Regions from separate parts of the Homo sapiens genome. Here region 1 is linked to region 2. The links are chromatin contacts, found by Hi-C or POLR2A ChIA-PET in ENCODE. All regions are on one chromosome and are shown on one strand. Each heading gives the region's core, a stretch centred on a gene start or an enhancer-like site at or near the end of the contact. The rest is flanking DNA. Distances are from core to core; before and after follow the strand shown.

The links. Hi-C counts contacts between places; a loop is a spot of excess contacts on that map. ChIA-PET counts read pairs that join two places held with the same protein, here RNA polymerase II (POLR2A). Pooled maps may share reads with other maps.
Region 1: a loop to region 2 is called in a pooled map, with 2.6 times the contacts of the local background. The contact joins the promoter of FRMD6 here to the promoter of FRMD6-AS2 in region 2. A Hi-C loop is called at or near these places in 5 of 168 maps with a recorded cell type or tissue (Caco-2, PC-3, endothelial cell of umbilical vein and 2 more), 2 of 37 single-sample maps with no recorded cell type and 3 of 50 pooled maps. POLR2A ChIA-PET finds 5 or more read pairs at or near these places in 9 of 52 experiments (A549, AG04449, AG04450 and 6 more).

The regions. Positions count from the first base shown.
Region 1 is chr14:51,650,561-51,654,972 of GRCh38, forward strand. FRMD6 (FERM domain containing 6) reads left to right here and starts at 1,350. Exons shown (of 14, transcript NM_001267046.2): 1 at 1,350-1,436. FRMD6-AS1 (FRMD6 antisense RNA 1) reads right to left here and starts at 1,184. Exons shown (of 1, transcript NR_037676.1): 1 at 1-1,184. RefSeq lists an enhancer at 353-971 and silencers at 944-1,013, 1,144-1,593, 1,804-1,893, 1,904-1,963, 1,974-2,123.
Region 2 is chr14:51,597,046-51,601,572 of GRCh38, forward strand. It overlaps FRMD6-AS2 (FRMD6 antisense RNA 2), which reads right to left and starts at 2,907. Exons shown (of 3, transcript NR_051990.1): 1 at 2,782-2,907. It also overlaps a transcript of FRMD6 not described here.

The sequences.
Region 1 (4,412 bases), core at 100-2,599, 52 kb after region 2:
AATTTTTTGTATTTTTAGTAGAGACGGGGTTTCACCGTTTTAGCCGGGATGGTCTCGATCTCCTGACCTCGTGATCCGCCCGCCTCGGCCTCCCAAAGTGCTGGGATTACAGGCGTGAGCCACCGCGGAGCAGGGCAGTTTTAAAGTTGACTTCTGAGAGCATCAGATTTTGGATAGTGTCCTTTCTCAGGTCCTGTTTCCTTGTCTCCTCATCCCATTTTAAAAGCCAGACACATAAACCCCGGCACTCCTTTAGCGAAGGGCTCAGTGAGGGCGTTTTTGCCACCCGTGGCCAGGGGTCATTGGGTCAGCAAAGTCAGAGGAAACCTAGAAAGGCAGAAGCCCAGGAGGTTGACGCCCTGCGGGTCTAGGGGCCAGGTGCTGGGTGTCTCTCCTTTCGTGTGCGGTTCCCAGCAGCAGGTCCTGGTGGGCGCAGACTGACCGGAGAGGTGTGGCTCGCCCCCTCCCCAGACCCCGAGGTGGCAATGAAACCTCCATCTCCTGGCTTGATTCCTTGTGCTATAAAAAATCTTCCACTGGCCCTTTGCATCTCTCGCCCTCCATCCCCCAAAGCCACTATCGGGAGGGGACAAAAATAATTTCTGAGGGGCCATGGGCACTAAAACCACAGCAGACAGAGGCTGTGTCTACCTGAGGAACTGGAGAGGTAGAATTAGAGGGGGAGGCTGGGCATCCTCGGCGGCGCCCCCTCCATCCAGCGTGAAACCCACGAGGCGCGGCGTCTCGAGTGGCGGGCGGGCAGGGGGCTGCAGGATTCACGAAGCCACCTCCGCCGGGGACCGCCTTCTCTCGGAGTGGCCTCCCCTCCGGCGTTCCGCTTTAGTAAGACGACACTCAGGCCAAACAGCCGCCCCCGGCCAGCCCGACTCGGCTCTGGAGGGAGCGCCCCGAGGGAGTCCAGCCGGAGGCGGAGAAGGCCACTCGGCCAGAAGGTGGGGAGCCGCCGGCGTCCCCTCGCACCTCCGTCTCCACAGCAGGGGGAAAGGCCCTGATCGCCGTGGTCCACACCACCGCGTCCACCTGAGGCTCGCCTCGCTTCCTGGGTCCCTAGAGGGGTGGCGTACTCCGCTTTCTCCTGCCCCCAAGTGGCCGCACCCCTCCGCGGGACGCTTGGTTGGGTCCAGGGCGGGGCGGGCGGGCGCTCCCCGTACTGCCGCGAGCTCAGCGCGCAGCTCCCGCGGCTCGGCTGCCGCCGCGGCCAGTTGGGGCGGGTCGGGGGCGGGGTCTCAGGGGGCGGGGATTCGGGGGGGCGGGTCGGGTCGGGAGGCGTGGGTGGGGGGCGGGGCGGACGCGGAGCGCCCCTCTGGCTGGCGGGGCCAAGGGGCTGAGAGGAGTGGGGCAGGCTCGGCGCCGGTAGGAAGAGTCAGAGGGGTGACCAGAGAGCCCAACGCCTGGTGCTCAAGACTTTCTCCGAGGTATGAACAAGAACCAGGCGTCTGGGCCCTTTCCGCTCGCCCCATCGCTCAGCCGCCGCGCCCCGGACGCCCGCTGTGCCCCCTGCCGGCGGGGCGGCGGCGGGACTGGGTTTCGGGAGGGTTTCTGGAAGTCGCGAGTCCCAGCGAAGGCAGTGCACCGCTCTCCGCCTCTTTCTTCGCCTTCTTCTCGCTCCCTTAGCTCTGGGTGTCGGGCACCGGTGGTAAGGTCGCTTCTCCGTGAGTCGGAGGTCGCTCACTCTGGGACGGGCGGACGAGGCCCTAGGGCAGCCGAGCCCGGCAGCGGGGGAGGCGTGGAGCTCGGGGCGGCTTCAGCGGCGGGGGCGGGAGGCTGGTCCTGGCTGCAGACTGCGCGCCTGGGCTCCGTGCGCGGTCCCTGGTTCTCTGCATCGCGGAGGTCCCCGGATCACAGGGCTCCCTGGCGGGCCCCGGCACCCAGGTCTGTGTCGCTGTGGCTGGGCGCCGGGACTAGCACCCGAGTCCCGCGCTCCCGGGGGCTGCGCCGTGCCGCCTGTTGTGCGCGCGCAGAGGCCGGACAGCCCGGCTGCGGGAAGGGACCCGAGCGCAGGGTCTGCCCCGCGTCCCGGAAAGTGCCTAGTCTGCGGAGCCGGAGGTTGAGCTGGGGCAGATCGGCGCCAGACGGGGGCCTGGGTGAGATACGAGTTGGGGGTGCGGCCTGCAGAATTTGGGTTTCTGGAGGAGCTTACGGCGCGCTGGCGGAGCCCCAGGCGAACAGGAGCACCGGATTCGGCTCCGGGAGGGCCAGGCACTGTCAGGTATGGACAGCTGCGGTCCACCCGTGTAAGTGTAAAGTCTACAGAGATTAAAACAACACCTCGAGTCCTGGGACAGCATAACCTAATGGTGCGGGCGTTTTCTTAAAGGCACGAATAGATGGGAAAATGTCAAAATAAGCATATTTTAAAGTTGAAAGCTGGCAGATTTTCAGGCCGTGTAGTTGTGTAGCTAGTGTCCAAAGAAATATTAGCTCGTTTTCCCCCTTAACACCTTTTCATTTTTATTTTTTTACGCAAAATCTGTTTTGCCAGTATTTCCCTCAGGAGCTGTGCATTGCTCACAGCAGGGAAGGAAAACTTCAGCAAGCGTTCTCAGGTTGCTTCTGACTTCCAGCCTGTGCTCTCCAGCATTTCTGAATGTGGAGAAAAAGTATCTCTTGCTGGATTTTCCGAGTATGATTCCCTTCTGTTCTTCTCTGGGACCGGGCAATGTTTGTTTATGGGTTTTATAAGCATCTATTTAAATTTAGTTTTTGCACGAAATACTCCCTCTTGCCACAGGGTGTAGTTTGGGGTTTAGAAAATGCTGTTGGAGAAAGCTGCTAGTGGCTTCATTTTCCAAGAATGTAAGTCATTTCCTTTCTGTGATTTCAGGGAGTTGATATTTCACAGCATCAAAACTTTGTGGGGAAAATTTTCCGTAATACATCTGTCATTAAAAAGGCTTGTGACTTTTGGGTTTCCTTCTTAGAGCAGTGCATGAATTTAGGTTCAGCAGTGTTAAAGGATGAGAAATTTTTTTTTAGAATTTAGAGCATTATGAGACTATTGTAGAAATTTTAACTACCAGGACCTACAGGATGGAGAGTGGGGGAGGGGAGAAGACCAGAAGAGAGGCAGGAAAACAGATGCCTTTGCTGATGTCCTTTGTAGTATAAAACTTAACAGCACCACAGCACCTAATCATTTTCTCAGGTGTGGCTTTGAGAAATAAACGTTTTATGTTAAAAATGAAAATACTTCACAATATGAGACAGCTGGCATTTGAATACTTTTCCCAGTATGTTTGTAAACATTTTGGATTCATATTTCATATTAAAATGGACATTTAGTAGGATTATTAGATGAAAAGGGTCCCCCAGGGGATATCTAATATCAAATTATCTGCAGGACATCTTCTCCAGAAAGCAGACTGACTGTAATATGAACTAATTTTCCCCCCTTTGAGTTGCTTGCAAGAATCTCTGAGATCTGACACTGATGGGCTACAGTAATCAGCAGTTCTTGCAGTACTCAAGACATTTTAAGGGGCAGGAAATCTTTCCTATTTCCAGTATCTCCTTTTTGGGGGCAACAAGGGTAAGCTGCTAGTTTTAAGTACATAATTTGAACTTAGAGATTTAAGATGCTCCTGGCTGTACAGGAAAACGCCTGAAAACAGCATGGGCCTGGATGAAGACGCTGCTTTTGAAAGCAAAATGCCAGTGTGCTAGGTAGCGGTTTTTAGTTACAAATTCTTAAAAAAAATTGTTACTGAACTAGGTTAGCTGAATTGGGGGGGGGGTCTTTTTGTAGTTTTTGGATTTTGTTTCCACATTTAACTATACTTATAAAGCTTTTGGCTTTCTGAACTTATGATGTAATAGACTGCGTAGCCTTTTGTGGCAGATGCTTGGAATGAAAGTTTCAAACATAATTGTTTTTGACTGAGCTGTCAGGTTCAGAGTTGAGTGTAAATGAGTCCTGTCTCACAACTAACTTTTTTGATAAAGGAATTCTTTGTAGTTTTCGATTTGGATGTTGCACATTTTGATTTCTAAAGTTGTGGGTTTTTTTTTTTTTAAGAAAAATAAAACCTGCAAACAATTATTTTATTACATGAAAGCCAGTACCAAGAAAAGATTAATTCAGTCCAGATGTAAAAATGTATGTGAATTTTAGATTTGGATGATCTCAACAAGTTTTCCCTTTTGTGGATGGGACTGCCTGGATCCCAGATGGCATTCACAAATTATCCCTTAGGTAGTTTTCTGAGTTGAGAATGAGATTTCTTGGGCTTTCCCTAAAATCATTTTAATATTAAGTCTTCTAAAGGATAGAAAGTTTTTTGCATTTGTACATTTTTGCATTTTTCTGTTCATTAATACAAACCTCATAAATGCCCTAGTTTGGTAGATGAAGCATATTTCTTTCATAAGTGGGAAAACAGGAGGTATTCAGT
Region 2 (4,527 bases), core at 1,657-4,156:
GAGGGCATTTGCTCATGAAGCAATGTTACCTATGATGTGCATAATCATTCACACATTTTTTGTACCATGTGGTAAATACAGCAACAGACATTATCTAATGTGTGCCACAGAATGCACTAGGTGATATGGGAGCTGGGAGATCATCACACATGCATTCTACCATAGAGAGCTTATCTTATGTTTAAAAAAATGAAATATATGCATACATAACTAGAATGCAGGGCAGAATATGGCACATGCCACACAGTACAATGGAAGTACTTCGCTATTTCAGCATAAGGAGATTGACCCTAGCTAAAGGCAATTAGGAGTCGCTCCCTGGAGGAGACAGCATCCGCCCTTCATTTTGAAGGCTATATAGGATTTGGACAATGCAGAGTTTAGGGGAGGGACCAGATGTGGAGGCTTTCCAGGCAAAAGGAACAGGAGTGAGCAGAGGCCTAAGATGGAGACCTAGAGCCTACAGCACGTTTGGCTGGAATGCAGAATGTGTAACGAGGAAAGGCAGCTCTGCCACCCTGTAGAAGGCCATCCTGGTCAATGACTCAGCTTCTCTGTGCCCCAGTTTTTCATCTGTAAGTGGGGATAATGGTGCCTACTTGATAGGGCTGTGTGATGAATGAATGAGCTAATATATACAAACTACTTAAAACATTCCTTGGTGCATAGTAAGTGTTCTATAAATGTTCAATCCAAGTTATTAAAGAAGGGGGTAAAGAAATTCCAAGACCAGATGATCTCTAAGATGGTTCCAATTCCAAGGTCTAGCACTCAGGGCCACTGAGAGTTCTGACTGGTCTCTGAGGGTGGAGTGCAGCGCCCAAGGCTGCCTTGCCATTAAACCTGATGACAGTTTGGAGAAGTGTGGGAAGAGACTGAGGCCTGGAAACAAGGATGATTCAAAACAGATGCAGACGGCTGCCCCCCAACCATCCATTTTTGCTGTTAATATGAATATGGAATTTGAAGAAAAGGGCAAGAAGCCATTTTATGCTATTCCCTGATTTCTCCCCAGTGGAAAATTCCCTATTTTGAATTGCTTTCAACTGTCTTTTGTGTTTTCATTGACAATGAAATTATTTAAAAAGAATGAGAGAAAAACAGCTTTGCTCCAGAGAGGAGAAAAAATTAAAGAAAACTAATTTCTCCCCCTAGCCCCCAAAAAACCAAACCAGAAATTAACATTATAATCTATAATCACAGACACAGAAAGTGGTCCCAAGAGCCAAACCTCCTCCATTCCCTTCCTGCAGAAGCACCCCAAGTGTGATTGAGAATAAATGAAGGGAGTTGTCAGGGTATGGGGTGAATATCAGTCTGACTGCTTATTGTTGCATGTCATTGCCTTTCTTCTTTCTAAAATAATTTTAACTTTTAGTTTAGATTCATGGGGTACATGTACAAGTTTGTTAAGTAGGCATATTGTGTGATGCTAAGGTTTGAGATATGAATGATCCCATCACCCAGGTAGTGAGCACAGTACCCAATAGGTAGTTTTTCAGCCCTTGTCTCCTTCCCTCTCTCCCCATTCTTGTGGCCTCCAGGGTCTACTGCCGCCATCTTTATGTCCATGAGTACCCAGTGTTTAGCTCCCACTTATCAGTGAGAACATGTGGTATTTGGTTTTCTATCTCTGGGTTACTTCACTTAGGTTGCATCCATGTTTCTCAAATAACATTATTTCATTATTCTTATGGCTGTGTAGTATTCCATGGTGTATATATAACACATTTTCTTTATCCAATCCACTGCTGATGGGCACCTAGGTTAATTCTGTCTTTGCTATTGTGAATAGTGCTGCACTGAACATACAAGTGCATGTGTCTTTTTGGTAAAATGATTTATTTTCTTTTGGATAAATACCCAGTAATGGTATTACAGGGTCAAATGTAGCTCTGTTTTAAGTTCTTTAAGAAATCTCCAAACTGCTTTCCACGGTGGCTGGACTAATTTACATTCCCACCAGCAGTGTATAAGCATTCACTTTTCTCAGCAGCCTTGCCAGTATCTGTCTTTTTTTTTTTTTTTTTTTTTTTTTTTAGTAATAGCCATTCTGACTGGTGTGAGGTGGTATTTCATTGTGGTTTTGCTTTGCATTTCTCTGATTATTATGATGTTGAGCATTTTTTCTATGTTTGTTGGCTGCTTATATGTCATCTGATCTTCAACAAAGTTGACAAAAATAAGCAATGGGAAAAGGACTTCTTATTCAATAAATGGTGCTGGGATAGCTAGCTATCCATATGCAGAAGAATGAAACTGATCCCCTCCCTTTCACCATATACAAAAATTAACTCAAGATGGATTAAAGATTTAAACATAAGGCCACAAAGTATAAGAATTCCAGAAGAAAACTTAGGAGACACCATTCTGGGCATTGACCTTGGGAAAGAATTTATGACTAAGTTCTCAAAAGCAATTGCAACAAAAACAAAAATTGGCAAATAGGACCTAATTAAACTGAAGAACTTCTGCACAACAAAAGAAACAATCAACAGAGTAAACAGACAACCTATGAAATGGGAGAAAATATTTGCAAGCTATATATCCAGCAAAGGTCTAATATCTAGAATTCATGAGAAACCTAAACAATTGAACAAGCAAAAAGCAATTAACCTCATTAAAAAGTGGGCAAAAGACACAAACAGACTTCTCATTGCCTTTCTAAGGCAGGCACAGGTTTCCTTAGTTCTGGCTCTTTTTTCTTCAAGCTTTGTAGCCAGGTTCTGAATGAATACCACCCCCCAGGTAAAATTCCTTGTTAAATGCTGAAACACATACCTTTGAGAACCTCTCACTTCTCTGTAAATGGTTCTTTTTGCATCTAGTGTGGCCTCTGAGTGTACCCATGGAGGCTCCTGGGTCCTCAGAGTCTGGACGGGGAGCCAGGAGTCCTGGCCTCTATTTCAGCTCCCGACGGCCAACCTGGGCTTCAACCACAGCACAGACTCCTGACTACTCCCACCCAAAAAGAGTTGTTGGAAGACTTGAAATCACAGATCTGAGAACTCCTGCACTTTGTAAATTCAAGATGACATTGTTACTGTTCTAATTTTTTTAAAATTACAGCACTCTCACTTTTTCTCCAAAAAAGGTATAAACAAGAAGATAGTTTGACTTGTTTACCTAAAGCTCTCCTTTGAGTTGCCAAGAGGAGTTAGTTACTTGAACACAGACACAGAAATACGGTCGATAGCAAAATAAGATATGCTGAGCTCAGGAGCTTAATTTTTTTCCCTTCATTGAGTAACATTTCAGAAAAGCACCAGTAATTGGAACATAATTTATTTATCAACAGGAATTCAGAATACTCCCTTGCAGTTGATTTTGGAAATCCATGTGACCCTAGCAGAGTGCTATAACCAAGGTGAGAAAGGCTAGAAACAGACGTAGAATTACAATTACCAAAGGGAGAAGAGTTCACTGTGAATATTTAACACACACTGGCATTTGGCCACTAAACTCTGGGTCTTCCTTCAAAGTTCCTGACATACCCATTTATAAAGGAGGTTAATAATCCCTTTGTACCTACACCCCCACAGTTACAGCTAAATAACAATTTTCATGATAAGCCTTTATTTTTCTGCAACTTAGAATTTAAGGCAGCAATTTCATCTACAATGTTTAAGCCCAGAATTTATTTTTGGCCTTTTCAAAAGAAAGTTGTACCCATTTAACTTCGCCTGGCAATATAAGAGAAAAATGTTTTTAAAAGTACAGATTTTAATTAACTAGGCAATTTGCCTTTCTCTGAACAATCAAACCCTGGCCATTGCCAAAGGCAGGAAGCCAGACTAAGCAGAACCATGGTTAGATACAGGGAGGCAATGTCAAGGGCTTGCAGCAAGCAGCAGTTGCCCATAGCCTGGGTTAGTAATATGCATATTATTTTAATATCCTATTAGCACTTGGCTTTGAAATGAAAATTGGGTGACTAAAGACAAAGATTTTTGGGCAGCAATTTTTAGAACATAGAGGTAAGATGTGTTTTTCACCACTTGCTTTAAGAAGCACCCTGATGCCCAGATGTTGACCTTTAAGCTACCTCTCCTAGCTCTGGGGTTTCCTGGCATTTCATGGGCAGACCTGTCCCCCAGCATCCACTATGCTTTGGGTAGAGCTGAGCTCCAGCTTTTGAAGCCTCTGGTCAGGGTTGGATGAATGGCAAGCAAACACTGCCACAAGAGAAAACCTGCTGGCTGGCAGCCCCTGGGTCAAAGCTTGTTTTAGTTTCCCGAGACCACCTTTCTATGAGACCTCAGAGAAGGGTTTTACTGCCCCAGGGGTGTAGGATGTGATTTTTAGGAAAAAAGACTCTTGCAATTTCAAGTCTGGGTAACTTATCTTTCTTTGCCTACCTGGTGAGAGGATACCTTTGCAGGAAATGCTGTCACATCAACCCTCCATTGCCCTATTTCTCTTTGCCTGTCCAAGGGTTACCTTGGAATTAGTGGTGAAACTTCCAGGTTCAGTCATATGCTAAAGGACTCATGAATGCATTTTGTTTGGAGCTTTACAAATCTCTAG